Linked DNA regions of Mus musculus: all the other regions are linked to region 4. Evidence: chromatin loops called from intact Hi-C (ENCODE). Cell type or tissue: left cerebral cortex. All regions are shown on one strand.

Region 1 (8,000 bases), 140 kb before region 4:
GCCCCAACATAACCAGATGTTTGTTGAGAGGCTGCTCCCCTGAGAAGGGTGCAGAAGGAGTCCTGCTTTCTGTGCTGAAACGATCCTTGACAGTCACAGCAAGCTAGAATCGCCCCGGGGTGAAGGATTCTTCTGCCTTGGGCGTGGGGATGAGGAGGGAGGGATGTTTGGATGGAATAAGGTCAACTACACGCCCATTAAGCTCTGCTCATCCTGTGGAGTCTTTCCTATAGGATGCACGTCCAGGGCTTCTGCTGAGTTTAGCCAGAGCTAGATCCTAGGAAGTGAGTGGGTTGTGACAAGAGAGGTATTTCCCTTCCTTGGGGTTGCATCTCTGGCAGTGACTAAACATGACACAGGGCTCTTGTCTGTTTGCTTCCTCATGTGTGTAATACATTCCCTGGAGTAAATTTCTCCTGTACTAAGAGAATCTGGCCTGCTTTCTCTTCCTTCCACTGGATCCTGGCTAATGTACCCCCTAGCCACCATGTTCCCAGGGCAGTTACTTCTGTATTCTAACTTTTTACCCACTTTGTTGTTAGGATGGATGTGCCTCTGGTTCCTCCAACAGCCAGGACCATCCCAAGGGTCATCACAACCAATTCAATGTCAAATCATCAGTGCATACTGAAAGCATAACAAAGTAAAAACAAAATTCTAGGCCTTTAGGCCCAGGCTTGGGAATGTGGTCTTTGTGAAGGTATGCTAATCATAAAACAGATAGCGACATTCCTCCCCGCACCTGCTTCCTGGGTTCAAAGACTGCTCATTCAAAGAAAGTCACCCTGACCATTGCAGGAACCCGCTATGCAAATGTGCTATTGTTAGGGGCTCTTAGAAACTGTCTTGAGAAATAACCCTCACAATTACCAGGTATTCCTCGTGACTCTTGTAACTTTGCACTTCCTTGTGACTCTTAACTGGTATTTTTGGTATTTTCCAACAACGCCCTTCCCACCTCCTTGAGTTGTGGTTTCTTCCTTTAAATACCCCCTTATCCAGCTACTCGGGGCGCCATGGTACTCTACCCCTGTGTGGTGTATGACCATGGGCCCAAGAGCGCTCTTAAATAAAAAATCCTCTTGCAGTTTGCAGCAAGACCGTTTCTTGTGGGTGATTTTGGGGTGTCGCCTCTCCTGAGTCAGAACGTGGGGGAGTCCTCACGTTGTGGGTCTTTCACATACCTTATCCCCTTTCAACATGTTCAGTGATGGACTGATGGATGAAGGATGATAATGTAACTCATCCGGAGAGCAAAGTCAGAGCTTACAACTGTCAGTGTTTACAAAGTAGCCAAGAGTTGCCAAGCCTCAACTCGGAGAGGGGTTCTGAGGGAGGGGTGTCTGGGAGCAGGAAACAAACAGCTCAAAGTCAAATCATGGTGAAGGTGGCGTCCTATGCTCTGTTTGCCACAGCTTTCCAGTCTCTGCTTTCTCTCTGTTTTACTTTCTTTCTCTCTGATCTCCTTTCTCTGGAGATCTCCAGACAGCTCTCTCTCTCTCTCTCTCTCTCTCTCTCTCTCTCTCTCTCTCTCTCTCTCTCTCTCCCTCCGTCCCTCTCTCTCTCTCTCTCTCTCTCTCTCTCTCTCTCTCTCTCTCTCTCTGTTCTGCTGGAGACAGTTCAATTCTCTGGATAGCTCATCTCTTACAGTCTTCTATTTTACATATCAATCCAGTCATTTACTCCAGGTTTCCTTTTGATTATCCTATGATTCAGCATCCGTTGACCCTTGCCCCTTAATCCTTAGGAAACAGCAAGCACACATTTTCTTTTAACATTGAAAAAAAAAATCAGAGATCTGCCTGCCTCTGTAAAGCAAAGACAATAAGCTAGCTGGGTCGGACCCTGTCCCGAAATTACTATTTCTACCACACCTGGATTTATCTAAATTGGCTTGGTCCCAGGCTGACCTTGAACTCAGGAATCTGCCTTCCTTTGAATATTATGATGGGTTTTGTATCTTTCTGACAAGTTGGCTCACAAAGCAGCTGCCTTTGTTCCTTTAGATCCATGAAACCCCTCATAATTCATATTGCATCCTTATATTTTGCATAGTTGAGAAATTATATAATTTTGAACCCATGTTTTAGAGTTCTTTCCCACAGCCTTAAGGGTTGTCCTGAAAGGTCCCAGCATTTAACCTTTTGCTGAGATATTAGCCACACCTTCACATCCAAGAACCATGCTCTCTCTGGTTATCATGGAGTCAGTAATGTTAACAGGGAGGACATTCCTTGAAGGAGGAATGTAAAATATGTACCTTATTGTATAAACAAGCTCTATAGTCCCCCCCCCCCCCCCCGCCCCGCAGCCATTGACTTACTGGTCCTGCCCCAAGGGCAGGAAACATGTCATTCTGTCCCCACTAAGGCCTTAAGGCCTTGCCTCCCTGGTAAAGAGTCACCATGGGGTAAAGTCGATTCCGCCTTGCTTTTAACTTCAGTATAAAATAGTGACAATGAGTCTTTTCTTTCTTCTTCTTTTTCTTTTGAGACAGGGTTTCTCTGTACAGCCCTGGCTGTCCTGGAACTCACTTTGTAGACCAGGCTGGCCTCGAACTCAGAAATCCGCCTGCCTCTGCCTCCCGAGTGCTGGGATTAAAGATGTGCGCAACCACCGCCCAGCTCTGATAATGAGTCTTAAGTGTGTAATCCAACATACAGGCTTTCCATCTTAAATTGGAGGGTGTGTATCAGCTCTAGGCTGCTGCATTCTGAGTTATCCCACAACTCAGTGGTTTAAAACAATGCATTATTTCTCCTGATTCCATGGGCTATAGCTTGAGTAGGTTTCACATGGCCTTGAATAGGCTCACTATTGCCATGTTGGGGAGCAGTTAGCCGGGGTGGAGGGTTGGGGGGCTGCTTATGTCGATGTCTATAGTCTTAGAAGCAGCTGAGACTGAAGGAGCCCCCTTCTCTCTTACTCTCAGAGGCTAGCCTGGGCTTGCTCCAAGACAGCATTGTATGAAGTTGGAGGGGGTTGGGGTGGTCCGCGGCTGAAGCTGAAGGCATGGACGTTAGCTTTATTTTTGTGTCTTCCTTCTCTTCTCTTCTCTTCTCTTCTCTTCTCTTCTCTTCTCTTCTCTTCTCTTCTCTCTCTCTCTCTCTCTCTCTCTCTTCTTTCTTTCTTTCTTTCTTTCTTTCTTTCTTTCTTTCTTTCTTTCTTTCTTTCTTTCTTTCTTCCTTTAACAGATCTTGCCTGAGTTTATTTGTAAGAACAGCATAGGACACTGGTCATCTGCAAATAGTGTGTGGGGAGGTGTGTCACAACAGTCCGTCTGTCTTCACACTGGCAGGAGCCTTTTCTATGGGGCCTTCACAGGGCACCTTTGGGGGTCTGGGCTGGAGTTGAAGCCTGGGCCTTAGCTGGAGCTTTGGCCCCTGCCTTGGTTTGAACCTTAGACTTCGGTTGGCAGAGCCTCTGACCCTTGGCCATGTAGCTTTGAATCCGCCTCCCAAGCTTAGGGTGAGCGATGAAAGCCAGCCACTTGAGTTTAGGGCCTTTTGGCATCTTGGGCTTGATGGCCTGAGGCTTCACCAGGGCCTTGATGGCCTCTGCGCACGCATTCACTGCCTTTGCATTGCTGGCCTGCATCTTCTCCAGGCCTTTCTTGTTGTGCTTCTTGGCAAAGTACATGTTGCCCAGGAACTCGGGGTCAACCTCCTAAGAGATTCGTATCTTTGTGACCAGGGTTTCTTGATGCCATTTCTGTGCCATTTGCGGGACTGGTTGTGTGTGGTGTGGTTCTTGGACTTGGCCGTGTCTGCACGGTAACCCGCGGCTCCTGCAGCGCCTGGGACCGGAAGAACGTGTCTTCCTTTTCAAAACCCAAGTGGGATGCAGGTCCAGATCAAAGCTGGGGAATGTAGATTCCCCTCTTATGGGAAGAGCTTCGAAGCACTTATATTTAACCTTCCAGGCAACCATTACTGTCATTACAAACATTCCCTAGAGCAGCATTCAGTACAGGTGTGTTGAAGTACCACCTCCGCCATAAATTTAAAGGGTGACTCAACTCCTGGAGGTCGAATGGACAGCTGTCTCTGCTTTACTTAATTTTTGTTTTGACCACCAGATGGAGGCATTGTTCAATGTGCCTTGCATCATTCAAGAACAGCACCAAATTCCACCCTCAAACACCCTGAAAGCCATGCAAATCCTGGGTCTCTACCTGGCTGCCTTCTTGTTTTCAGAAAGGAAGAGGCTTGTTGCTCTCTCCCAGGCGCAGCACTGCCTCTCTCCTCCCTCTGGGTGATTCTCCCATCCACCTCTTTAGGTCTTCCTCTTTAGGCCAACTGAAGATGGGCCCGTTTGGCTTCCCTAGGAAATGCCGGAGACCCTCCTCCTTTCCCGCCCACTCCTGCACGAAGTGCTTGCTGGTTCTCCTCCACATTCATTTTGAGCTGGTTTTGTTTATCTTGCACCCTGAACCCACAAGCCAGAAGAAGGGGTGGTTGCACTTCCAAACCCTGAGTGTCTCTAAAGCTCTCTCCTGCTGTGTCTGGTGGCTTGTGGGCTGGAAAAGGGACAAATGTCTCACTCAAGCTCAGACCTCCAGCTTGCAAGTCAAGCATGCCTCTTTTTCAACTTGGTAAGCAAATATTAGGCCTAGGGGAGCAGGGAGGTCTGTGATGTGAAATAGCTATCTTTTTCTCCCATCATTGTAAATAACTTAGAATAACCAAACCTCAGGATTTTTACCTTTTCTTCTAATTGCTAAGACCACTCTTTCCCACCTATATTTATGGTAACATTTGGAAAAGGAATAAATGTTGTTCCTTAAAACAAACAAACAAACAAACAAAAAAACCAAAAAATGGGGTTGAGAGATGGCTCAGTGGTTAAGAACACTTGCTGCTCTTGCTGAGGATCTGTGTTCGGTTCCCAGCACCCACATGATGTGCACAACTATCCATAAGTGCAGCTCTGGGGATCTGATGCCCTTTTCTGGACTCCGAGGGCACTAGATAAGCACGTGGGCACATAAAATAAGATATAAGTAAAATAAGGTTACCACCTTATTATGGTACCTTAAAGACACACACACACACACACATACACACACAGAGAGAGACAGAGACAGAGAGAGAATGAGAGAGAGAGAGAGAGAGAGAGGTGTCATGTGATTTTGCTACAACTATCCCACTGAGTTGGGAACAAAGATTCATTGTAATAAAGCAAGCACTATTGGGCTCACTCATGACCTGAACATTGAAATTATAGCTATTGATTTTATTACTGTGGTATAAATAACTCTACACCATGTTGTCTTTATGACCTGTGCAAGTCTTAGAAACAATAGTGTGTGCACAAAGTAAAGATATCTGATTAAGTCCTAGAGTTTAGTCTACGGTATGTTGTCAATGACAATTTCTTTGTCTCACTGATCTGATGACAGAAATTCTCTCTTACTTAGGAGCTTTCATTCTGAGGCTCCATGGATGCCTAGAACCACTGGCTAATTCTGAGCTCTCATCATGTACATTTTCCTATACATACATACACACATACATGTATATATACTTATGATAAGGTTTTACTTATTTATTATTATTATTATTATTATTATTATTATTATTATTATTATTATTATTATTTGGTATTTCAAGACAGAGTTTTCTCTGTATAGCCCTGGCTGTCCTGGAACTCACTCTGTAGACCAGGCTGGCCTCGAACTCAGAAATCCTCCTGCCTCTGCCTCCCAAGTGCTGGGATTAAAGGTGTGGGCCACCATTGCCCAGCTGATAAAGTTTTACTTAACACATAAGAGATCAATAATAAGTAGAAACAAAATGAAACAGTTATAAAATAAACTATTGAAATTGCCAGCTTCATTAGTCTTGAGTCTTGGGGCATTACTAAGTAAAACAGGCAAACAGTGTGGTAGTCCAGGAGTTGATCTGGCAGTCAAGACTACTAGGCACCTAAGGCAGGAAGTCTATACTGTGTGGAGATGCTGGGTAAAGGATGGTTCACATTGGCGCAGGGCACAGGAGGGTAGCAGGGCATTTCATCATGCCACTCAGAGGTACACATTCAGGTACAGATTCAAAACTAATACAATGTTTCCTCCTGGAGTTTCCCACTTGATGCTTTCAGACCAGAGTTGTGAGGGTTAGCATTCACTATCTTAGAATCACCTGGGAGTTGGACCTTTTGGGCATACTGTGGGGAACTTTCCTGATGGTATTAACTGAGGGAGGAAGACCCATCCTAGGTGTGGGTGGAGCCATTCTCTGGATGTGAGACCTTGGACTATAAGATAAGAAAGTAGCCTCAGCAGCAGCATTCGCTCATCTCATTGTTTCTCGGCTGATGCAGCATGGCCGGTGGCTTCGAGCCGCCTCTGCCTTCCCTTCTCCCAAGAGGCTGTTCTGTGATCTGTGAGAGAAATAAACTTCTAGTTAGGATATATTATCGCCTTAAAACAAATAGAAACTAACCCAAGAGTTGATCGGAGGTAACTAAAGAAGACCACAGAAGGTAATGCCACAGGAGGTAGAGGACCCTCTGCATAAGAGCCACCAGGAAACTGAATGTTAAGGGCAAGTCCCCTTGGTACTGTTCTGGAAAGTTCTGGAGCATCTGTATTTATTTTTGAATAGAAAGTGAGACTTCTTGAAAATGGTCTCTGACTGGCTGTGCATCAACAGGGAGAAGAGAGTTAAGTATTAGTTGAGAAGAAAAATAAACAAACAAATAAAAACCAAAAAAACCCAATTCACACAAAACATCCTTTTCCCCTGTGGTTGGTCTGTCAGCGGCCCTGGCTTCTCAGGCCGCTTCAGATCCTGCTGTCCCCCTGGGCCATGGTGGTGCAGAAACCAGTGCCTAAGGTGAAGAGGTACATGGGGGTGCCCCTTTCCCCCTGGACACAGAGCTCTTTCTGTCCCAGTGTTCAGTCCTCTGCCCTTAAGGGAGCACTTTCATCCTGGGAAGCTTCATGGGAAAGCATTTTTGTTCCTTCCTGTAGATAGGACAACTCACTCCTGGGGGTCAGGGGTCACGGGCTCGCCTGAGGCCTCCACAAAATGATAGGTGGAAGGATAGAGGGAAGGATATTATTTTTACCTTTAACCAAAACTTCATTAGCGTGTGTAATTGTTCTAAATAATAGGCTTCATTATATTTTCATTTGGAGAAGTGTGTAATGTGTGCTTTCATCATATTTACCTCCCTCAACTCCCAGCTGATGGCCGCCCTCTTCTTCTCTACACAGGACTGTTGGTTTTGTTTTTTTTTTTTTTTTTTTTTTTTTTGTTTTTGGAGACAGAGTCTCTCTGTATAGTCATGGTTGCCCTGGAACTCACTCTGTAGACCAGGCTGGCCTTGAACTCAGAAATCCGCCTGCCTCTGCCTCCCAAGTGCTGGGATTAAAGGCATGTGCCACCACTGCCTGGCTTCTTGTTGGTTCTTGAATACACCAAGAAAAGCAACTTTTGCGGGAGAAGCAGCACTCATTTTACCTTTACCTGTTTAAACTCTTTAAGCTGTAATCTCACATGCTCACATTTTCCAACCTGACCTTCTAAAACACCGCTCTGAACATTTTCAATGGTGTGCAGTGGCTGAGGCAGAGAGATGAAATGTTCCCTTGTGAGTGTTGGAGAAAGTGGAGCCAGCTTTGTTTTTCCATCAGAGAGCGGACAATGGGGAGCAGGGAATTAGTGGTTCTGAGGTCTGAAGGCATTTCCTGAGATTGATCCACCAACAGGAGACTCTGCTATGTTTTGCCAACCAAGAGCGTGAGAAGTTTTCAGCTGCAAGGCAAGTCAAAGCTGAAAAACATGAGTGTTCCTTGTGTCAGGCGGGTTGGTATTACCTGGGGGTGGGGGTGGGGACTCTGAAGGCTTAGCCAGTGGTGGTGCTTAAAACAGCAGGCACCCAGCAGCCGAAGAGTGACCACAGACAGCAAGTCTTCTGTGTGCCAAGACCATCTCTAAGAAGGAAGGTTGCCAAGGACCAGCTCACTCAGAGGCAACGTCAGGAAGGATGTG
Region 2 (8,000 bases), 96 kb before region 4:
TCACATGGCAGCTCACAACTGTCTGTAACTCCAGTTCCAGGGGACCTGAGACCCTCATACAGACATACATACAAGCAACGCACCAATGTATATAAAATAAAAATAAGTAAATAACTATAAAAGGGGGGTTAGAAATAGTTTGAGGGGAGAGAAATTTATTTCAGCTTGCAGCTTTAGAAGCTTCCAGTAATCCTGGTTCACGACATTGTTTTTTGGGGACCTCACCAGGCAAAGGTTCATGGTAGGGAGAGCATGCTGGAACAGAGCTGTTCCTTCATGGAGCCAGAGTACAATATAGATTGGGGCAGGACACCCTTCAGACCCACGTTTCCAGTGACCCCTTCCTTCAGCCAGACCTCATCTCCCAACAACCCTCTTAAATGAGAACTGAGCCAATAAATAGATTAATCAGTTGATGAGGTTAGCACCCTTGTGATCCAATCACCCACCAACAGAGCGACCAGCAGGGACCATACCCACAGGAGTTCCCTTACGGGCAAATGTCTGGCACAAAGCCAGCTCAGTGCTGCAAAAGTCATGTCCTGTATTGAAGGTGTCACAGTCATTGGAAACTGCACAGACCCCAAGACTGCTTCTGCTGCTCATCTGTGTGGAACATCTCTGTGGCCAGAGCTGGATCCCTGCCCCTGAAAAAGAGTCCCTCAGACCACACTCCACCTTGTGGGGGCCTCTCCTCCAAAACCTCACTTTTACCCTGGCTTTGTGGTCATGCTGTGCTCTTATCTAAGGATGGAGGAGTATTCTGTTTTCAGAACCTTCTAGAAACAAAGTCTTTGACTGGTGGATGCTCATACCAAGGTTATGCCCAGGGTCCCCCTGCAACAATTTCCTGGCTCTCGCCTTTCCACAGAAGATACTGGTGGGATCCAGAGAACCCTGGTCAGTGTGGGCCTTGGAGAAGAGCAGAGAGAGTTAAATGCAGATCATTTAAACAGACTGTGGTCTTTTAGAGGTGTTGTTGAGGTAGGGTCTTGCTGTGGAGCCCAAGGTGAGTTCTGACTCACTTGTCTTAGTCACCCGAACTTTGGGATAACAGGATGTCACCACAGCCAGTTTGTAACATGAATGGTTTTTGGTTTTATGGTTTTGTTTTTATTTATGTGCGTGTATGGTGTGTGTGTGTGTGTGTGTGTGTGTGTGTGTGTGTGTGTGCACAGAGACCAGATCTTCTAGTCTTCTGTCACTGGAATCTTGAGCTGCCTGCTTGAGTGCTGGGAACTGAACTGCAGTCTTTTGCAAAAGCAGAAAGCACTCTTAACCGCTGAACCATTTCTCCAGACCAACATTCTTATTTTTATTAAACAAATTAAGGAACTATGATGGGAGACTCCGGAGTATACAGCCAGGCACAGTGGGCTCAGGGAGCCCCTGGAATCTTCCATTGCTGCCTTTGCCCCATCTCGAAGTCACTGCCCTCTGGGCTGGCTTTATTCTTAATCAGCCTCTCTTTGGGTGATGGCTTAACAGCTAGCTTAGCAGCCGGGCATGACAGTGAATCTCTGTCCTGACATCATCAACAAAATATCATTGAGTGTCCCTGCAATCACTGGGACCAAGGCAATGTGATGCTGTGACCACCCCAGCCTGAGATATTGCCTGGACACAGTGACTTCTGTCACCGATAAAAAAAAAAAAAAAAAAAAATCAATCCCAAAGGTGGAAATGTTAAGCAACAGTCCCCTAATCTCTTAACAGGTAGATGGCAACCTGGGTCCCTGACCACAGGTGACCCTCCCTCTATCAGTCACACACTGCGGATGTGTCTCCACACCTGTCACTGGGTCAAACCCAGGACCTTGTAAGCCTTTGTTCAGACTTGAGGGGAAGCCCTTGGGTTGTTCTTTTCTTTCATTGGTTAAATTTCTTGCAAAGGGCAGTGTGAATCTGTCCTGCGTGAGCTTCCTCAGTCAGAGCACACCACACCCTTCCTGTGATCTCAGGGAAGTCTCTTTCCCCATGTTCCCCCCCCCCCCCTTTTGATTTCTTCTTTATCTTTCTCCACTTTTATGTATCCACATCTGGAAGCTTTGCATAGCTCACACCAGATGCCAGTCGACACAGGCTAAAAGATTAAAGTTCTGAAGGAATATCTGGTCCTTTGAAAGACTGTGTCAGACAGAGCAGGGTCCTGTGTGTGTCGTTAACGTCTTACTTTTAGAGCAGGATGAAGATTTTTATCATCCCAATCCTTGCCTCCCTTGCAGGTCTCTGTTTATAGCCCTGGTTAACCTAGAAAATCTATGTAGATCAGGCTGGCCTCAAACTTTTAATGACCTCCTTCTACCTACCTTCTTGGTAGTAGAATTATGGGCATGTGTCTCGATGGCCAGATGCAACCCATTTCTTCTGGCCAAAGGCTACTGTATCATCGCATCTTGGGACAATTAGTTGGGACAACAGGCACACTCTCCTGACGGGAACAATAGGTTGCACATCCTTTCTCAAGGCAGGTTTTCTTCCACATCTCTACATCCCAACAAAATAAGGGTTATTAGTTTGTCTTTCTCTAATACTTTAGTTTGAAAACTCTTCAGGGAAACACTGGTTTAATTTTTTTCTCTAAGCACACTACTAGAGTTTTAAAGCTAATTATACACTGCAAATTCTTTGTAGCAATTAATGGCTCAGAGACATAACCTCAGCCTGGGGGCACTGGAGCCCTCCCAAGCTTCTTGGTAAATCAGAGCCTGTGCAGTCAGCTGCTGCATCTGTGAGGGGATCAGGCTCAGGGGAGGGCGTCTGACAGACATTGCCACTCCCGGTCCAAAGCATGTGCGCTACTGTGTTGTTTTCCCTACTGCCCAGCCTCGAATCTGCTGGGGATGGCTGCAAACAGTGCAGCTGTTCCTGGTATAGGCAAGAAGATGTGGACTGAATCCTGAGCCACGCGCTTTCTAGACAGGGACGTTCTTGAGGTCATTGCCTCTGGAGAATCAGGACAGCCAGAACAATGCACAGAGACACTGTCGCAAAGACAGATGGACGGATTGACAGACAGGAAGGAAGGACATCCTTCAATTTCCCCGGTTCTTGGTGGGAGGCTTGCAAGTGTTGCATGTGGAATGTACTCAGTGAACTCAGTGTGCGTGAACATAACCTTTCAAGCTGAGGTGGATAGGTAATCCTCCCAGGCCTGGGAAGCTGAGGTGATGAGGTGGATAGGTAATCATCCCAGGCCTGGGAAGCTGAGGTGGATAGGTAATCCTCCCAGGCCTGGGAAGCTGAGGTGGTGAGGTGGATAGGTAATCCTCCCAGGCCTGGGAAGCTGAGGTGGATAGGTAATCCTCCCAGGCCTGGGAAGCTGAGGTGATGAGGTGGATAGGTAATCCTCCCAGGCCTGGGAAGCTGAGGTGGTGAGGTGGATAGGTAATCCTCCCAGGCCTGGGAAGCTGAGGTGGATAGGTAATCCTCCCAGGCCTGGGAAGCTGAGGTGGTGAGGTGGATAGGTAATCCTCCCAGGCCTGGGAAGCTGAGGTGGTGAGGTGGATAGGTAATCCTCCCAGGCCTGGGAAGCTGAGGTGACCAGAAGTTTCCATGAGGTTTCATCAGCAGCCACCTGTGTGCCGTAGGACAAGTTAACTTTTCAGTGTTGTAATAAGGGATTGAATGGACCCTAAAAGCGTGCAATTCTATGTTTTTTCTGTTTGCCACTGCTGTGAGTGAAAAAAACTAGCTGGCTTTGCAGAGTCCTCTGGTGACCTTGTTTTGTGGCGTATATAACCTTAGCTTCCCAGGCTCTTGGGTGTCTGTGCTACCCAGACTTCTAGCAAGATCACTTCCTGCCCACAACATGCAGGCCCACCTCAGCTCTCTAAACAGACTCACCCTCAGTATCGATGTCTTGGGGAAACTGTATTCATTTCCTGTTACCACTGTAACAAATCACCACAAATCTGATAGTGTGTAGCATCATAGATGAGTGAGATTCTAAGATCCCTCTCAGTAGGTCTGTAGTGGAACTGTTAGGAAGAATGCCTCTGCCTCTGCCCTGGCTCTTCAGGAACATTCTTTCCCTTTCTGTTTTGAATTTCTAGAGGCTTCCTGTACTGTCTTGGCTCATAGTCTCTTCCTCCACTTGCACAGACATCAGCGCATCATCTTCCCTTTCTGTGATGAGTGTTTCCATCTCTCTGACTTTCCCCCTCATCGTTCTTGTGGTCACACAGAGCTCACCTCGGCAATGTCAAGGTGATCTTCTCTTAGCTCAAGATCCTTAATTGAATCACTGCTGTAAAGTCCTCTTTACCACGTACGGGGACACTTACAGGTGCATGCATGTCTGTACACTATGTGTGCTGCACTCACGGAGGCCAGAAGGTGGCCTTGAACTCCCCCCCACCCACCCCCCGGAACTGGAGTTACAGTTAGTTGGTAGCTGCCATGTGGGAACCTGGGAGCTGGTCCTCTGGAAGAACAGCCAGTGCTCCTTAGTGCTGAACCATCTCTCCAGCCTCTATCCATTCAGTTACTAAACCTAGACTTGGGGAGAAGCATACTGAATCTCCCACGCTGAGGTTGGGCGGTGAGTGACTATACCCAGGTGTGCAACGGCACTGGGAGGCTGTAGACTTAGAAGCCCCATCTTGAAGTACTCAGGCACTGTACTCACATAAAGCGCATTCGTCTCCCAGCCGCCGCCGGGCTCTGAGAAGCCACAGCCATTTAAGGTCTTCATTGCTTAGCTCCTGGCGGTTGCCACAGCCACCAAGCTGCTGGGAAATGCAAGATTCTCCAAGACACACCGCTTTCTTTGGGGAGGGGGTGTGTGTGTGCTTGAGTCTTTACATAAATGAGAAAGCCTAACATTGTCATCTTCATTTGGCTGTGGAACGTGTTTGTATTTGGATTGGAGTGTGGGTGTGCCTCGTGTTCTGGGGACTCTCTTAAAACAGCAGTAAACCTTGAAATAGACGCTCCTAGAATACTGTGTGGCCTCCTTCCTCCCTCCCTTCTCCCCTCCCTTGTCCCCTCCCTCCCTCCCTTGTCCCCTCCCTCCCTCCTCCCCCTCCCTCTCATTCTCCTTCGTTTCCTTCCTTTTTTTTTCTTTTGTCTTTTGAGACAGAAGTCTTATCATACCCAGTCTATCTTCAAACTCAACACTAGCCTTGAGTCATCTGATCCCCCTGTCTCTATCTTTCCAGCTCTGGGATCACAGGCGTGTATCACCACCAAGCCTGGCTAAGTTATTAACTCTTGCAGGCTAAGTATTTTACGACTTTTATTTTCTTAGATAGAACAGTTAGTCTTTTTTTTTCTCACCTAAGATTTTGGTTTAAAAGGGATATATTCTGTGTGGATGATTTGTGTGAAATCACTTCTGTGCAAGTTTGAATAAAGCTGGGGACAGTAAGAATTTGTAAGATTAAAGCAGAAACAGAAGGGGACCCGCTCCTGGGTCTGGTTGTGCCAGGTCTGAATGGTGAGGTTCTGATCTTCGTGTGTGCCTGGTCTGAACAATGAGGTTCGGGTCTAGTTACGGGCTGGGTATGAACAGCGAGGTTCTATAGTCGTATCCACATCTGACTCGCTGCCACACTGCATGGCTGCTTTTCCTTGTTGGGGAGATGGCTCTTCTTTAGATAACCTTTCAACACCCAGGAGGAAAACCTCTAGCAAGGACTTGCTCCAGCCCAGAACCAAAGGTTAAAAAACACAGCTGCCTTCTCTGGGGAAAACAAAACCAACTTTGTGCTCCTTTGGTCATAAGAAACACATTGGCACCTCCTTAACACCTTGTCAGTAAGGACAATCTGTGTAGTGGCCAAGCCTGGGGGTGGAGCTGCCCTGTTGGGTTTGCCTTCTAAAGCTTTGCTACCTGACAGTACACAAGGCATAATCATTCATCAGTCGGGACCCTCCCTCCTTTCTTGTTAGCCCCTCCCCACTCTGTTACAGCCATGATGGTGCCATACCACACAAGGGCTCATGAAGCTGAGATGCCCCCAGCGCAACTCCCCAGAGTGCACAAGGCCATCCCTCCTCCTTCCCCATATCTTAAAAGGCAGCAGGCGCGCCTCAGAGTGCAGCTTGCATGCTGCCTGGGTATCTCTCTTCAGGAACTTGTAGAAAGTTTTTGATTCCTCACACAAGAGGGAAAGAACAAAGGCTTGGTTTTTTTTAAATCTGACTTGGCAGTGTGTTTTGTTCTTGTTCTTGAGCGTGGGTGTGCCTCATGTTCTGGGATCTCACTTCAAACCAAACAAGCCAGCAGCCCAGGAGGATATGTGCCGGAGGGAGGAGGAGGGCTGCGAGGCTCCTACTGTACCTGCCAGGTTGGGGTTCGAGTCTTATAGGCTCATCCACTTTACTTAATGGCAGTGAGTGTTAGAGCTCTAGGTTCCTGCTCTACAAAGTTGAGATGAAAATGACCTATCCTGCGTGGCCCTTGACCTGTGTGACTTTTGAAGTTCCAAAAAGCTCACACTGGTCCCAGGAGCCTTACTGGAGGAGATGGTCCTACCCAGTTACCTTCTCCAAGCATGAGCCCCCTTCCCTTAAAGGAGCTCCAGGGAGGGAGGTGCGGTGTGCCCACACCCTTGTTTGTCTCTCTCTCACCCCAACCCTCTCCAACCCTCTCTGCCTGCTGTGGCCCTCCCCGCCCCCACTCAGCTTATCAGCTCTGAGTTTTTATCGCACAGGGCCTGGGACAGTGGAGACAGATGTGTCCCAGCTGTGCATTCCCTCCCAGCGCCTGCTTTATAAGGAGATTGGCTGTGCAGCCTGGCTGGTCCATCAGTCCAGACTTCAGATTTCACTGGCGCGTTCAGGTGCCCTGGGATTCCATTTCACCAGCATCCCGAACACATTTCTTGGTTACACCCACTCCCCGCAAGGGGAACCTTAAGACACAGAAAATATGGCTTAGCCAAAAGCCTCGACTGTGGAAACCGCTTATAGCAGATTCACCAGGAAAGCCTGTCTCATTTATAGACAGTCCAGTCTCTGTTTGCCCAGAAACACAATACAGTCAACGGACAAGGCCACAGAGCGATGTGGCAGACCGGCTCCTCCCATTTCTCCTAAGATTCTGTGAAAGTTGACTGGCACTTACTACCTCGAATTTAGATTTTGTTTTTCACTTATAGGGTTTTTGGTTGCTGTGTATACTACTGATATGTAAAAGCTGTTTTACTGTTTTTGGATTTAAAATGAGGACTAGGATGAAAATATGTGCCATAAATATACACACAGTTTATTCTGGCATACTTTTCAAAGCAAGGAGCATATGGACTTTCTCATGCCACTAAAATGATGGGGTGAGGAGTTAGCATGCTGGGCTGGTTTTTATGGTTCAGGACACAATCTCTACAAATTATTATTATTATTATTATTATTATTATTATTATTATTATTAATTATTGGGACAGGCATGCATTTGCATGTGTCATAGTATTCTTATGGAAGTCAGAGGACAGTCTGTGAGAGTCAGTTCTCTCCTTCCACTATGTGGGAGCTAAGGAACCAATCTCAGAGAGTCAGGATTAGTGGCAGATTCTGTGGAGGTTTGGTCCATTGCTATGTACTGAAATGCTCAATTCTGTACTGGCAGGTCTAAGCCTATGAGTGAATTCTCACATTTACCAGCTCTTGTTGTGCAAATCTTGCTCCTTAATTTGGAACTATTGGTTAATAAAGATGACAACAGCCTTTAGCTGTGGAGAAGAGAGGTGAGTGGTGCTTGGGTGCTCACCCCGTCCCCGGCTGGGGTCTGAAGCAGAGACCACAAGGAGAGCAGAGAGGAGAAGACTCCTTGGGGTAGGTTAATCATGAGAACACGGCCATAAGGGATGGTGAATTGGGGTTCTGGGGCCCTGGTAGAAGATGGCAAGTTATATCATGGAGTTATTAACAAAGAATTAGAAATAGCATACAGGAAGCCGGGCGTGGTGGCACATGCCTTTAATCCCAGCACTCGGGAGGCAGAGGCAGGCAGATCTCTGAGTTCGAGGCCAGTTTGGTCTACAAAGTGAGTTTCAGGA
Region 3 (8,000 bases), 50 kb before region 4:
TGTCTTCAGACACTCCAGAAGAGGGCGTCAGATCTTGTTACAGATGGTTGTGAGCCGCCATGTGGTTGCTGGGATTTGAACTCCGGACCTTCGGAAGAGCAGTCGGGTGCTCTTACACACTGAGCCATCTCACCAGCCCCCAAAATGTTTTTTCTGTCAGTGTGAGTGAGCATGTTTCTTTCTGAGCCTCAGTTCCCGAAGCAGTGGCCTCCCCTCCGCTGTGAGGGAGTCGGGGGAGGAGCGTGCGGATCTCTCTACTTCTCTCTGTGTCCCCTCTTCTGCCTCTGCCTACTCTTAGTCTTGTTTGGTCTGTTCTTCCCCTGTAAGGCTGGAGCTGAGGAACAGGAAGGCATGGTGGGCATACAGCAGGAAGGGACAGAGTCCTGTGATCCAGAAAACACAAGGACAAAGAAGGTGAGTTTGCACCCCCATCTTGGTGGTGGTGTCATATATTAGCATCAGAGACTCTGTCACCGGGTCGGTTTTGCCTGACAGCGGCCGTATGGGATGTGTTCGTGTCTTCACAAGCACTTGTACCAATGGCCCCAGTGCTCTCTGGAGAAACAGCTCTGTGGAAGTCTTTCGATGTCTCCTCTGGGGAGATCTTTAGCTGCACGCCCGGGCTCCGCCCCCCTCTCCTGCAACTTGGCTGTGCTGCTAAAAGAAAACATATGCCCAAGAAAGACTCAGACTTCAGAGCCAGGCTCCCAAAATAGGCAGGTCCCTTAGTGGGTCCACGACACAAGCAGTCAACTTGAAGCCCTGACCTCAGCAGGCCCAAGACCCTGAGATTAATGAGACATACTCTGTGTGTTTTAGAAAGATTATTTGTACTTAGTTAAAAATCAAAATCCAGTTACTGTCCTCCTGGGCTGGGCTTCCACGGGCAAACGAAATGTCCTTGGATGATCGCCAGCTTCATGCCTTTCCGGTCAGGGGACACTAATCTTCCGAATCTGTGTGCCAAGCCCTAGGGCTGCTGGGAACACCAAGGGAAAAATACCGGAGGCAGAGTGTGGGCGGAAGTTGCACCTTTGCTGAGAGAGGGAGTCTGGAGGAAGTTTGTGAGTGGATTCTCTCCAGCCACCTTTAGTGACGTCCATTTGTAATGTATCCATTCATTCAGAGATAGTCACAAATAGCTACTATATAGCAAAGTTAAGGATTCTTTGTGTCATTCAAAACGTGGCAAATCAAGCAGCAAGGGCTTGTTGTGAAGCCTGTGCCACTTGGGGGGCGACTGAATAAGTGAGGCTTGAGGGGCTCACATCCCCTAAGAACCCAAGGAGCAGGAGAAGCGCTCAAGGTCTTTCCGACATGAAGGCTCCTATAGCCAATGCGTATGGCTGACGTTTGAGTATTCTAAGCCACCATATGACACCTGTTCTACATCCTCATACAGGGACAAGACTGTGACAGTGGGAGTGAACCCGAGGGGGACAACTGGTACCCCACCAACATGGAGGAGTTGGTCACAGTGGACGAAGTAGGCGAGGAAGATTTCATCATGGAACCAGACTTACCAGAGCTGGAAGAAATTGTGCCTATTGACCAGAAAGACAAAACCCTCCCTAAAATATGTACCTGTGTAACGGCCACCTTAGGTTTGGACTTGGCCAAAGATTTCACCAAGCAGGGAGAGACCCTAGGGAACGGAGACGCAGAACTCAGCCTGAAGCTGCCCGGACAAGTGCCGTCTACTTCCGCAAGCTGTCCCAATGACACGGACCTGGAGATGCCTGGCCTAAATCTGGATGCTGAGCGGAAGCCAGCTGAAAGCGAGACAGGCCTCTCACTGGAGGTCTCAAATTGCTACGAGAAGGAGGCAAGAGGAGAGGAGGACTCAGATGTGAGTCTGGCCCCTGCAGTGCAGCAAATGTCCTCCCCCCAGCCAGCAGATGAGCGGGCCCGGCAGTCCAGCCCTTTTCTCGATGACTGCAAGGCCAGGGGGTCCCCAGAAGATGGGTCTCATGAAGCCAGCCCCCTGGAAGGAAAAGCCAGCCCACCTACTGAAAGCGACCTCCAAAGCCAGGCTTGCCGAGGTGTGTTGGCTGAGGGTGGCTACCTTCCTCTCCCTCATGGGTGGTAGGGTGGACTGGACCACCGCGTCCCTCAGGACATGTGGGTATGTGCAGGCTGGAACAGATAGATGGGAGTTACTTAAGGCCAAGACAGAAAGTTAAGTACTAATAGAAGCAAGCCTCCGAAGGCCTGGCTAGAATGTTAAAGCAAATAGTGTAGAAGAAATCCAGCAGGCGCCCCCTGTGTTCCGGGAATAACCTCGACTTGATTTCTCTGCACTGTGGGGTCCCACCTAGGCATGGGCAACTAAGATCAGGTTGAGTTTTTACTACAAAAAAGCTTGGGTTCTTTTTGATGGTCTGCCACCCTTTCCTGAATGGTGGAAACCCTTGGCAATTATTTCTGCGATGCGGGGGCGAGGGGGGAAGGAGAGATGCGGCGGGAGGGGGGGGGAGGTACGGAACGGGGTGGTGGAGAGAGAATGACACACGGGGAGGGAGATGGCTTTGTAAAGGGCTTGCTTCCCTTCTAACTATCTCAGACCCACTTTTCTCCAGGGTCTGATAGTGGAGCAGGACTTATCCCAGAAACACCCTACTGGAGGTGAGGTTGTGTCTATGCTCAGGGCTGTGACATCATGAACTAAGGAGCCTAAAATGGGCTAAGCCATGGCCTTTCTGCCAGATGGAAACAGATCCATCCAGGGTGTGTGTGTGTGTGTGTGTGTGTGTGTGTGTGTGTGTGTGTGTGTAAGGGGGTGGGGTGGAGAGTAGAGGGTGGGTGAGTATTTCTTAAGACTCTTTAACAGTGAAAATAAACTAGAGATTTATTTTACAGAAAGTTCTCAGCATCACCAAGGCTGAAGTAAAACTAGTAGAGCAGAAAATATAGAGGAAAGGCCAGAAAATAAACATTCCAACCCAGAGCCTTGTGTCAGCACAAGCTGGTGGGTGGCCCGAGGCTTGGGCTTTCTTCCATGTCAAGTTGACCTGAGCAGTCTTTCACCTGCCGGGATCAGAGTCTCCATGGAAACCTCCTTGATCAGCCTGCTTGTTGCTAGAGCAACAGAGGCCCAGCCCATCTCCAGCAGGCATAAATAAAACGCACTGGCATTTTCACTGGCTCTGACGGAGCCTCTTTTATTTTGTGATATGGGTCTGAGCCAGTGCTAGTCTCCAGGGTTTATTAACTTTCCCAGTATTTGGAGCCTCACATTTAACAGTGCTGCTTCACGAGCGTGGGGTAAACGCGGCGTGGCCTCTTTGGCCACCCTTAGCAGATGTCGGCGTGGCCTCTTTGGCCACCCTTAGCAGATGTCAGCATAATTTCCGCCCTTCAAGGATCCTCCGGCTGGTAGAGATGGAGTGATCCTGATTTTGGGGGTAATGGAGGGCGGACCATCCAAGTGAAGGCATTAACAATCCATCCTTGTGTGCCAAGTACAAAGATGTGCCAAGTTTTATTGTGTGTGGCATTTTTTTGGCAATGGAAAAATGCTCTTAATTATAGCACTTTGGTTCTAATTAGCGGTCCTACCCCCAGCACCATGTGATTAAGCAGTCCAAGGGACAATTCCCAATCACACAGCACACTGGGCAGGATTACAGGGACTCTTTGAGACCCAGAGTGGTGTGTGTGTGTATGTGTGTGTGTGTGTGTGTGTGTGTATATCTCCAATCCCCCATCCCACGGGCTCATGTTTTGCAGAAAACCCCAGGTACATGGAAGTGAAATCTCTGAACGTGAGATCGCCAGAATTCACCGAAGCGGAGCTGAAAGAGCCCCTTTCTTTGCCTTCCTGGGAACCGGAGGTGTTCAGTGAACTTAGCATTCCTCTAGGTAGGTGAAGTCCACAGCCCTTCCTGGATTTCAGCTCCAGGAAGTGGCAGTTCTAAAGCAGTGTGGAGAAGCTCAAGAGGGCCTTTGCCAGTGTGTTGTCTTGGCTTTTGTGTTGTCTTTGCTTTCAAAGGTATGATGCAGAAGCCCAGATCTGCAAGATGGTAAAGGTGCTTGTGGTTTCAGGCACTGGGGTAGATCTGATACCTAGGTGACCAAGCTGTGGACAGCACAGCATTAAGATTTTACTAGAAAAGACCTTTCCCTGTCAGGGAGTGCTTGCTTCTTGACTGTGTAGAGACTTTAAGCCCAGGCCTTGTTCAGGCAGGAAAGCAGAAGTCCAGCTACTTCCAAACCATCAACTAAAATGAACGCCCTCTCTGCTCTCTTCCCTCGTGTCCTTGTCTCAGAACAGTTCTCCGTGACTTTTCTCCTTGATAGATCTGCTTTTCTGAGTCTCCGAGAGCCACTGAATAGACTGAAGTTGACAGAGGGTACAGGGAAGAGACCCAGGCCCTTGTCCATCTAGTCATGGATGTTCTTGTGTCTTCAGACAAGTCTTGCCTTCCTGAGCCTCAGTCTCCTCATCAATAGCAGGGGTTGAAGCAGTAGGTGGGTTTTCAATTATGGAAGTGTCAGGGTGGTGTATTAGCAAGAACCTCCTGGACCAAGATCTGTGAGCTCTGCATTGACTCTGAAAGATTGGGGGCTAAAGGGGTAAAAGAGGATCAGCTAGCTGTTCAGAGGGGACACTTGGGAAAGTGTCACAAGGAAGCATGACAAACTGATGACATGTCATCATCCAGGGAAGACCCACCAGTGTAGGCTTGTTCTTTCCAGCCTTGTTTCCATTACTTTTCTTGGATTTCTTTACTCTCAGTATGCCATTTTATAGAATTAGATTTGAGAAATGACAAATCTTGTTCTTAAAGAATTGCTGCATAGTATCTCTCAAACAAAATTTACATGTGTGTATGTGTATGTGGTGTGCATGTGTATGTGTGTATATGTGTGTATGTGTGTGAGTATGTATGTTTATGTGTGCGTGTGTGTATGTATGTGTGTGTATGTGTGTATATGTGTGTATGTGTGTATGTATATGTGTGTGTATGTAGGTGTGTGTGTATATATATATATGTATGTGTGCATGCATGTGTGGCACGTACACATGAGTGTGGGTAGGCATGTGTACTGGTGCATGTGATATGGAGTCCGGAGGACTATCAGATGGACCCTCCTCTATCTTTCCCACCTTATGTCCTTGAGTCAGGCACTTACGGCTTGACTGGCAAGTCATGTCCTGGGATCTGCCCCTCTCTGCCCTCCAATGCTGATGTTTCAGGAGTGTGCTGCTATGCCTGACTTTTTATAAGAGTGTCAGGGATTAGAACTCAGGTCGGCATGCCCTCCCAATGCAAACAATGTCTAAAGATGACAGACAGACCTTAGGGTGAATCCCGGTGCTCTCAGGCTCTCTAACTCTGCACTCGGAAGTTGCAGAACCTGCCTTTCAGAGACCTCAGCTCAGCCATTAGCAAACACTCACTGGATCACGTGGTGCTCTCCCTACACCCTGAGGGAACTGAGAGTCTAGAAAGTCTCAAGCCAGAACTTGGAATCAAGTGACACAGCAGAAATAAAGAGTGCTTCCTTTTAAGACATGTCTTTCCATTATTGTGCTTTACTGTATAAGGTTTATTATAGCAAAATTTTAAAAAGGACCAAATAAAAAAGTCAATATTGATGGCCTTAATTGTCTCTCCAGCCCCAGAGGTGGCCACCACCATGTTCTCAGATGATTTCCCTCCCATACACGTTGCTTTGCGTGTTTTTTCCAGTGGTAGGTCTAGGTCGTGGGAATCACTTCATGTCATATACAGAGAGCACGCTCTTTTGGAATCACTCCACCCGAAAATCTGCCCCTACAGTTGCTGATCCTGCACTGCAGAGTACTTGGGTAGTTTCCTGTTTGTCTGTTTCTCCATTATGAACCTGTGGTGACAGCTTAGCTCTTTATCTGTCGTCTCTGCCCCGTGTTTGCTTTGTATGCGTTATTTGAGCACCCCCCACACACTGAGGAGACGGGTGATGCTTTAAACCCCCGCTTTACAGGTAAGACATCCGGGATGCAGTAACAAACCTCCTGATCTGGGAGGGCTGATGCAGGGATTCCAATTCTAGGGCTGTGTCTTAGTCTCTGTGTTCTGCTGCAGCCCACAGGTGTGCTTTGGTTCACTTCACGCACATGCCAGGGGGATGCCATGGGATGCTAGCCAAGCATGGGTGCATTGTGGGGCCATATACATTTGCATTGAAAAGGTTATAATTGCTACTAAATTACACTCCAAAGAGAGGATCACAGCTCTCAGTGCCAACTCCAGGGAGAATTCCCGTCCTCTATCTCGTTGCCAACTCCAGATAGCAGTTTTTAATCTTTGTCAAGCTGTTAGGAGGAAAACGGTATCTGATTTTGTTTTTGTAAAGGGCCAGATTAGGGTATAATTAGCGTACAATAAAGGTCACATATGTAAAGAGTGTGGTTTGGTCAGTTTTGACATAGGCGTGCATTTGTGCTGCTTTATGGATTTGGATATACCACATTTCTGTTTGCCTACCTGGTGATGGGCATTGGAGATGTTTCTAGCTTGGACCATTATGCATCATCTTCATTTAGCGTAGAAAGCTGATAGCTTATTGCTGTCTACTTTCGCAAACCCTCCAGGACGGGATGCTGCTGTTTTCTGTGTTTGACAAGTGCACAGACTAAAGATCCTTCCTCAGGATCGTACGGCAAGTTCTGGAACTTGGGATGTCTGATGGCACAGGAAAAGAAAGGCCATTTCTGTGCTGAAGAGCACGGGTATCCTTGGGTTCAAATCCCATCTCTGCTGCTCGGTGGCTGGACGACAAATAGCAACGTATTTAACCTTTTCGCTTTGAGCTGTTTGTCTCTGGGAACCTGGCGGAAAGAATCCTCGGTGTCGACTAATTTTGAGGAGGAAATGATTGCAAGGTCTCAGAGCTTTTCCAGTAGCAGAAGTTTAGGAAGGGCTGGCAGGTTGTTTGGAATTATTCTTCACCGAGGTCCACCCTGCTTCTTCTCACTGGGGCTGCAAACCCTTTATACCACAGAACTGGTCACTACTGCAGAGAGACTTCGAGAAACATGAGAGACAACATTCAGGCCCCTGTGGCAAACACAGAGGTGAAATACAGGCTGTCAAGGACAGGGCCCCCCATTGGGAGAATCGAGAGGTCAGACTGGGGGTGTTCGTGGCTGGAGAAGGGCTTTGCCTGTGTGATTCAGGCCAGCACTCTGACTCCAGCCAGCATGAGCCTGCCAAGGCCTGCTCTTACTATAACCAAATAGCATCGCTGGCAAAAAAGTGAGCTTCCCCCTCTCCAACGCTGGCTTTACTAGGGTGACGGAGTCATAATTACCCATGCCAGGAGCTATTATTAGGAGGCAAACGCAGCTTTAATGACAGTACTTAATAAAACCTGAAGAAACGGAGGGCTCCTGATCTCACCATGGCTACGGGAGTGATCCTCCGTGCTGCCATTTTTCTGGTCCTTACATTTCAGGCTCGCTGAGAGCATGGTAGCAGGCGCTGTGGTGCCCTCCCCACCCCTGGGCTGTACTGTGGCCTATCTAAGAATCCTCCTGTCTCCACTCAGCTCTCTCTAATGCTCTCTTTTGATTACTGATATTGACCTAACCCACTGGGCAGGGCCTGGGAAGAAAGTTACTGCCCAACCATGGAAATGGTTCTCTGGGCAGCCTTGGGAAAGGAAGGCTGGAGGGTGGGTGGGTGGGTGAAGGCCAATGCTCGGATGTTTGGATTCTGTGTTCCTAAATTAATGTTTTCCCGAGCACCGGGTGAGGTGACAGGTGCTCCCTCATAGCACCACGTGGCAGTAGTGCAGAAGAGAAAACACAGTGCAGAGCAGGTCACCAGCACCTCTGAGGTCACGACATAACTAAGTGTAGAGGGCCTGTGTGGCCCTAAGTGCCATTGCACATCACTACTGTGGCTTCTGAGCTGCTTGGCTTTACTTTTGTTGGTGTGGTGGGAAACTTTACTCAATGGCTGAGAGCTCGTACACAACCATGTATTTGGTAGCTGTAACCCTCTGGTTGA
Region 4 (8,000 bases):
CCTGGCTTCCAGACGGCCAGTCTTCCTGTCCATATGATTCCTACATGGCCCGTGCACTGAGACCTTCTTTCCTATCCTGGCTTTGATCGTAACTGGTTATGAGGGTTTGGACAACTCACTAAATTCCCGTGCATCTAATTCTCTACTCATCAAATGAAAGGTTTGAAGTAGGGGAATTCCCCAAATTTGCTCTCCACATAAAAGCCCCGTGATTACTTCTGTCTCACCTCCATCACCTCTAAAGCACAGAGTGTCCTACCCACATACTGGGAAGTGGTGAAAGTATACAGAGAAGTGCTCAGTAAACCTTAAAGCAATGCAAATGTCAGCTGGCTTCCCTAAGGTTCTTTCTGCAGCTTCCTCTTCAGGCCATGTTTCAGGTTTCACCGTTTGTGCCAAAGGAGACATGCCGTGGCTTCTTGTGGAAATTCCTCAAATCTTGTCTTCTGAAAAAGGGGGCCAAGAGATGGGTGCAGGCAAACGGGGCTGATGCTGATGCCAGTTGGATCTGCAAGTTCTCTGGAAGGAAGTGCACTACTACTCTCACTGCAGAAAGGCGGATGTTTTTCAGTTTCTTGCAAGGGTGAGAACAGTGCTTAAGAGTCAGATCTCAAATGTGGCTTCGTCCAGAGCCCCGAGGTCACCGCCGCAGGATCCTCGGCGGTTTGACTTCCATTTCTGTATTTCTAGGCCATTTACTCGTGTGCCAAACGTAACACCAACCATCTCTCTGTCCTTTTTCTGATTAGTGGATGGCTTCATGCGGTTGTCCAGGCTGGCCTTGGGACACATGGAAGTCCTCTTGCCTCTCTCTGCTAACTGCTGGAATCACAGGTGTGACCGTGCCTGGCATCTGGCGTCACTCTTGCCTGTGGGATGGAGGGAAACTTCATTATCAAAGCTTTGCAACCACAGACAGATCCTCGATTGAGATCGACTCTTATTTTGCCCATACCCCATTGAGTGAGTCCTTCCTTGACACTAGAGGAAAATTTGGTTGTCTCTTGTTCATCATTCCCAGGACTCCTGTGGTGCTATCTAAGTTCTTGGCAGAGCCTCTCAAGGTGTTAGGACTTGAACGAATCCCAGAGAACCCTTGAAGTAGATTATGACTTCTTTTATAGTTTGCCAAGAGCACAGCTGGATTAGTTAGGTGCTTTTCACAGACTGGGCAGCCAATAAATAGCTGCAGATTGATTTGCTCTGCAAGAGTTCTTGGTACCTGGTTACTTTCCTATTTCTAGTGCATTTCTTTCATGTTTATCCTTTTAGAACATTTAGCTGTAACAGCACAGGTTTCCTGGATCCAGTGTGGCTGGAAGGAATGTCGGTGATAGTGTCTGTCATCATCTATAGTCCCAAAGTGGTTTCTTGCAACACATTCCAGGATATCTTGAAGAAAAAGAGTTCTGTGTTTAAATAAATAGAGAGACATTGAGTTTCATAGGCTGGCCACCAAAGTTGCCAAAGAGTTAGGAGTAAAGGAAAATGTAACTTGGTTGAAAGGTGTTCTTTCCAAGACGTGGCCATGAAACAGTTTCTCCCCTACATTTTTTTTTCAGGATGCCTATTAAAGTACTACAAAAATTCATGTACTTCTGAATTTTACTGGTAAAGAAACAAGTCTTGAGGAGAGAGTGGGGTTGTTATAGAGAGAGACTAAGCAGCTGGGACAAGAACATCATTCCTATTTTGTCCAAACTGGTCAACCACATACTAAGGTGTGTTTGGGAATTTCAGGTATCAGGGTGAGGGTGGAGATGGTTAGCAGAAGGGATTTGAATGTTTTATTCTCTACTAGGCCTTTTTCCCCCCCAGGGAGCAATTAGACAATATTTTCCCAGGGGGCAGATTTCCTAAACAGACTCTTTTAAAGGTCCAAGATTCCCTTTTAAAAATGGGAGTTGTTTATTCTTATCTCCTGATTTTGGGATAGTTGCCTTATAAAGCCTGGATGTAGTAGCATGTGCCAAGTGACGCTTTAGATGCTGGCCATGTGAGGAAGTCCCGAGCAAGAGCCGGTGATGACTACTGACTTTTGGGATTCTCTGTGAGCTCGCACAAGGCGTACTTATTACATGGGTATAATATATCTACAAAGCACCTCTCAAGCTCACCATACTAAGGGTGAGTGAGACACGGGGCTTGTGGGACAAGCCAGGACTGGGACTCAGATGAAACAATGCCGGGCAGAATGTCCTCAGTCCCTGCAGACTGGCTGGTGCTCCGCGGAATCAGGTTTCAGAAAATGGATCATACTGGCATGAGACTTGATAAAGACTGAGGGAGGCTGAGAGACTTGGATAAGATGTACCAGGCAGAGAGGCCATCTAGGAGAGACATTTCGAGATGATATGATAAAAGACCTGGCAAGACACAAGGGAGGATGCGGAGCAGTGAGCTGTCCAAGTGGGTTCAGGAGGACGGGTATCCAGGGGTTAGGGTGTGCAGACATAGCCTTGAAGCCTATAAGTCGCACTGTGGGCTCTAGGGTGTCTGCTGAGAAGCAGGCACTCCAGGGAGGCAGTGGGGAGCTTGTGAAGGTGTGTGTGTGTGTGTGTGTGTGTGTGTGTGTGTGTGTGTGAAGAACATTAGATAACACCAGGCAGTAAGAGCCGGGGTAGAAAGGCCCACGTTAGGGGATGGTGGTTGCTATCGAGCAGTTCAGTTCTGAAAAGACCAAGGGAAACATTCTGGTATTGCCATTCAGACTAAAGGTAAACATGGCCAGAGAAAGCAGGTCAGTCACTTTCCAGGTGCACAGGAAGAACATACGGTGCTGCACATTATCTCAGGCGATAACATCCGAGACAAAATGAAGGCTAGAGATGGCAGCCAGAAGGAAACGTCACAGAAGACAGCTAGAGAGGGCTGATTCAATACACAAACCATAGCCATGGTTGAGAAACCCAGCTTTGGAAAGAATGCAAGCACCATAGTGGCCTGGCTGGTTAGCAAAGGGACTTCAGTTTTTGTATCTCTTTATCTGGGAAAAGGGAGCGATTTTTATCTCAAAGGGGTTAGGCTTTTCCTGCGAGAAACTTCCTGAGCACGTGGACACACGGCAGGAGCCACGCGAGAGCAAGGACCAGCGGGCAGAAGTTAAGTAGTGGTTGCAGATTCTCCCAGACGCCCAGAAATAGTGGGGACCTCAGGAAATCCACAACCGCCCTAGAATTGGGCTGAGACGCCCTGTAGAGAGGACTGGCCGGTCTGGTCCACGAGCCGCGCCCCAGCCCCCAGCCCCCAGCCCGGCACAGCCCTCCGCCCGCTTTCACAACCCGGCCCTCTGCACTTAACCCCCACTCTGGCTGGTGGCCGAGCGGGTCCCAAGCCCAGCGCGCATGCGCCGACGGCGCCCCGCCCCCCTGAGCCCCGCCCCTATTTCCACGTCTCACTTCCCCTAGCTCTGCCTCGCCGCCTCGGCTGCAGCTCGGCCGCCACGATTGGCTGCGGGACGTCCTCCTCTCGGCCAATAGACGCCACGCCGTCGCCCCCGTGTTACTGGGTAGAACAAAACAAAAACAAACAGAGCGAGCGGGGCCAGAGGCGCTCCGAGGCAGCGGCGGCGGAGGCTGAGGAACGGGGTCGGGGCCCGGCGGACCGGAGACCCGGGCGAGCGGCGGCGGCCCGAGGGGGTCAGTACTGTGGGCGCGGCTCGCACGCTCGGGCGGGCGGCGTCCTCGTCCCTTAGGCCCGGGTCGGCGGAGGCTGCCGCACGTTGGGAGGGGGAGGGGGCGTGGAGGCCTCGCCGCGGGGGTCGGGACGCTCGGTCCCTGTCCACGCTGGCCCTGGAGCCCTCCGGCCACCGGCGCTCGCCCAACGCCCGGGGCTGCGGGGAGCTGCCGGTGCTCGCTCTCCGAGGCCGGGTCGGTCGGGCCGGGGAGCTGCAGCACGGGCCCGCCCCCTCCTCCGCAGCCCCATCCCCGGCGGCCGGGCGTGCGTGGCTGCGTGCGCTCGCGGTGAGAGGAGCCTCCGGGCGCCCGGTCCGACGCAGTTGGACGCGGGGGACGGGACGGTAGGAGAGGGGTGTCGTCCGGACGGAGATCCGGTGAGGGGTCGGTGCCCCGAACCGAGGCCTGGTCCGCCTCGGCCGGCCCTGCCCGCTGCCGGAGGGTTGGGGTCCTGCGGGACAGGCGTCGGTCGGTGCGGGCACGGGGCGGGGACAGCTGCCCTCCCGGCCCTGTGCCAACTCCTCCTTGCAGTCTCCTGTACAGGGTCCCTTAAAAAAAGTACAATACAACCTAGAGAAAACAAAGCCGAGAAGGGAGCCCCCTCTCTGTGAACGCATGCTGTGTCTGCTGCCCGTGGCTGTCCGCTACTGTAATGTACGTAGAGGGCGTGCTTTTTGGTTTTTGGTTTTGGTTTTTTGTTTTTGCTTTCCCTGAACAGCCTCAGAACTGCAGATGTAGGTCTCGCCTATCTTCCCCGAGCCCCTCCTTGGGAACTGGCTCTGTAAACCAGCCTCTGTAGTCGACTACCTGCTATGAATGATTCAAAATGCGGCTCCGGGCCTGGGTGAGGGGTGGGTGTGAGGCCTACGAGCTGCGTTTAAGACATTTTGATAGCTTCACAGCTGTAATACTCTTGATTTAAGAGTTTGAAATTTTAGGGGAAGGCCCTAGCATATATATTCGTGCTCGTATTTATATCCATAATATGCGTGCGATATCTATCTATATATCTATATCTATCTCGTGGTAAGAGTAGAGGAAAATAAAATACTTGTTACGGCTGCAAAAATAAATGTACATGGTTGCTCTCAGTAGTGGTTGCTTTTGCGTTATTGTTGTAGAGTGCTCTTAGCAGAATGCAAGTTGCTAATTAATGTGACTGCATCCCAGGGAAGAATTAAGGTCATTTTCTAGTTAACATGTGGTCTAAACTTGACTTCCAAAATGTCAAAGTAATTTATCGGGCATTTAGGAAATGCACTGGATAACAGTTAATTTCAGCTTAATCGTTTTTAGCTGTATACATAGCTTCCCCTTACCCCATGGGAAATGATTTTGTATAGATTAGTGTGGAGCAAATGGAATTTAGATTTTTTTGTTGTTGTTGTTGCTGTTGTTTTGCCTAAGGTTGAGGTAAGTATTTTAAGGATCGTTAAATTAAAAGAAAAAAAAAAGCCCACTGAAGAGAGTGTCACATACTGTCCTTTAGAACAGCTGTGAAGCTATGGGTGTGTCTGCGTCTTGACTGCTTGATCCAGTTGTTATGGTCTGGAGATAGAACTATTTTTTGGTTGTTATAATTAATAAAACATCATATCATGTGATAGTTATTTCCTGATAGCTGTTTTCAGTATCATATCTTTAGTGATTGGAAAGCAGTTTTAACAGTTGGTGTACAAGTCCACGTTGTTAAAAGCTGCTTTTTGTTAACCCTAAGAAGGACTTCCTTGTAAGGCACTCTAAGCTCATGTACTGAATGTACAGCGTCTGGGTTCTCGTGGTCGTTCACCCAGTGTGAACAACCTTGCAGAGAACATCCTTTCCTTCTAAACCTCTTGAGTTGTGTGCAAAGGGAATACGTGAAGCTCATGAAATAATGCTTACACAATTAGTTCACTGTGAATGTCAAAGGGCTTGATAAGCACTACTTATATTTCCCCCATTATTAGACAGATGCTGCAGAAAATATTTCCTCAGAGACTATACTTGCATCTAGAATGAAAATCACACTTCACAGTGTTAAATTCAAATCACATCAGAGCTGACAGACTTTCTCTAGCATGTAATTCATGCACACACTGAAGGAAAGCAGGACATGGCCTTTTCAGCCATGGAAGGTAGCAAAAATTTCCATTTCCAAACTACACTTGGTCTTATATTTGTATGACTCTCTGTGTATCTATTTTAAAATTCATTTTTCTAGATCCTAAGTTGTTTAAAATGAAGTAAGCAGCCATGTAGACTTGCATGTTAGTTAATTCTGAGTAGAATTAGAGAATGCTTTTTACCATGTTCTCTTGGGCAGGATGATAACATCTTGATGTAGCCTAACAGTTACGACATGAATTCAACATCAGGTGCTATTCTTGTTTCACAAGTTAATATCCTTTTAGAGAAAAACGATATAGAGCTAAAGGGTCTTACGCGTGTCATCTAAGTTCTATCACCTGTCTGCTCTCCACCACAGCACACAAGGGCCGCTTGTGGAGGTGTTAAACTCCTGCCGATCCTTGCTTGTGCTGCCTCTAGTGCTGGATTACAGATGTGGTTTTACCACGTCTGCCTTTTATTTGTTCTTAAAGTAGGTTGAGTGTTTTTTTAAATGAAAATTTTAGATTATAGAAGCGACATGCTGAATATAAATCACATAAGAGAAAGGGTTACTTAAAAAACGTCTTCCTGTTTCAGCGCCTCATAAAAAGTGTAGTGGGCGGGGTAATGACCCTACAGCTGCTGCTGCGGTCAGAAAAGATCAGTACATGAAATATTCTTGATTAGTCAAAACTGCTGTTTTTATTTTGGAGTAAATTTTAGATTTTGTTAGAGAGTTACCCAATACTTATGTCCCTGTATGTGGATGTAAAGTTAACTTTAAGACTGTATTAAATGTGGGCTGGAAAGAGGAACATGTGTTAAGAGTGCATAATGTTCTTCCAGAGGACCTGAGTTTGGTTCCCAGCATTCTCATTTGTTAACTCACAGCTCCCTGTGAGTCCAGCTCTGGGGGATCTAGTGCCTACTTCTACTCTGCACAGCTACCTAAACACAGTGTGGCTTGCAAGCACTTGAGAGCATACACACACATACACCACACACATCACACACACCACACACACACACACACCATACACACACCACACACACCATGCACACACACACACACCACATACACACATACCACACACACACACACACACCACACACACATACACACACCATACACCACACACACACCATACACCACACACACAAACATGCCACACACACACCCCACACCACACACACCACACACACACACACACACACACACACACCACAACCACACACACACCATACACCACACACACAACACACACACACCACAACCACACACACACCATACACCACACACACACCACACACACACATACACACACACACATACACACACCACCACACACACACCACACACACACATACACACACACTACAACCACACACACACACACCAACCACACACACACCATACACCACACACACACACATACACACACACACACACACACACACATCCAGACACACCCCCCCCCACACCCACACACCCACAGGTGGGGGGAGTCTTAAGAGATTTGGTGTGTATGTTTAAGTTAAAAGCTATGTGTGTTACAAACATTTCTTTAAACCTTACATTTAAGGGATTCATTGGCACATGCTGAAATCTGATGCATTTTTATCTCAATCTTTTTCTTCCTTCTCTTTGTCTCAGAAAAGCTCTTGGAGAAGTTTGGAGCTAAGTATTAATTTGATTAACTTTGAAAGCATAGCAAATTCCTAAAAAGGGACTTAGGCTTTTTTTTTTTTTTCATTTTATTCAAGTAAGTTGACTTTAATTGTGTCAGTTTAGAAGCCGTTGAACCTTTTTCATTTCTTTTTTTTTTTAAATAGATCCTCAAGGAAGACTTGCATTTAGTAAGTTGTGTATAATCAGTGCAAGCGAAATTAAGGAAAAATGGATATAGAAAATGAGCAGACACTGAATGTGAACCCCACTGGTGAGTAGTGTCCTAACCCCTGCCTTGTGACCAAACTTGAAACTATTCCATATTTTATGTGGGGAAAATGAGAGTAAAACGTTTAAAGTACTTTTTTAGCCATGCATAAGGTATCCTAGCTCTGCAAAAAGGCAGCAGAAACTCGTAAAAGATCTTCAAAAGACAGGGAAAGATGTCTAGTGAAGTTGGAATATTTGCATTTAAAAGTATTGAGTGTGGTGCGCTTAGCAGGGACAGTGTGCATGATGCTACGGTACACAGTAAGAACTTGTACACTTTATTCTGAGGTCATGTG

Evidence for each region. Peaks named below come from ENCODE experiments on the same cell type or tissue, not always from the same donor. Only the 100,000 strongest peaks of a DNase experiment are listed, where the experiment ranks them.
Region 1: it touches region 4 in a loop (4-fold over the local background); 13 of 42 quality-filtered maps call a loop at or near these places.
Region 2: it touches region 4 in a loop (6-fold over the local background); 6 of 42 quality-filtered maps call a loop at or near these places.
Region 3: it touches region 4 in a loop (3.0-fold over the local background); 14 of 42 quality-filtered maps call a loop at or near these places.

What each region holds. Positions count from the first base shown.
Region 1 is chr19:53,764,567-53,772,566 of GRCm38, forward strand. The region is part of intron 1 of Rbm20 (RNA binding motif protein 20); the gene reads left to right. Gm30890 (a long non-coding RNA gene) reads right to left here. Exons shown (of 2, transcript XR_877920.2): 2 at 5,799-6,384. Among named protein-coding and RNA genes, the nearest start is that of Gm30943, 14 kb to the left of the region's middle. In left cerebral cortex, a CTCF peak has its summit at 4,075 (motif pointing right); a DNase peak (open chromatin) is centred at 4,086.
Region 2 is chr19:53,803,577-53,811,576 of GRCm38, forward strand. All of the region lies in intron 1 of Rbm20 (RNA binding motif protein 20), which reads left to right. Among named protein-coding and RNA genes, the nearest start is that of Gm16299, 18 kb to the right of the region's middle. In left cerebral cortex, no CTCF peak of the experiment used is centred here; DNase peaks (open chromatin) are centred at 3,874, 4,057, 4,761, 6,174 and 1 more place; H3K27ac peaks cover 3,078 bases.
Region 3 is chr19:53,849,775-53,857,774 of GRCm38, forward strand. It overlaps Rbm20 (RNA binding motif protein 20), which reads left to right. Exons shown (of 14, transcript NM_001170847.1): 10 at 328-414; 11 at 1,403-2,042; 12 at 3,730-3,861. It overlaps Gm41863 (a long non-coding RNA gene), which reads right to left. Exons shown (of 2, transcript XR_877918.3): 2 at 5,524-7,013. Among named protein-coding and RNA genes, the nearest start is that of Gm41863, 6.6 kb to the right of the region's middle. In left cerebral cortex, a CTCF peak has its summit at 5,827; DNase peaks (open chromatin) are centred at 257, 628, 987, 3,093 and 2 more places; H3K4me3 peaks cover 218 bases; H3K27ac peaks cover 4,089 bases.
Region 4 is chr19:53,899,851-53,907,850 of GRCm38, forward strand. It overlaps Gm30990, which reads right to left and starts at 4,754. Exons shown (of 8, transcript XM_030251154.1): 1 at 4,733-4,754; 2 at 1-4,222. The coding sequence starts at 4,754. The coding sequence ends at 3,021. It overlaps Pdcd4 (programmed cell death 4), which reads left to right and starts at 3,501. Exons shown (of 12, transcript NM_001168491.1): 1 at 3,501-3,638; 2 at 7,599-7,705. The coding sequence starts at 7,663. In left cerebral cortex, CTCF peaks have their summits at 4,277 and 6,220; DNase peaks (open chromatin) are centred at 3,081, 3,465, 3,966, 4,327 and 1 more place; H3K4me3 peaks cover 3,628 bases; H3K27ac peaks cover 2,455 bases.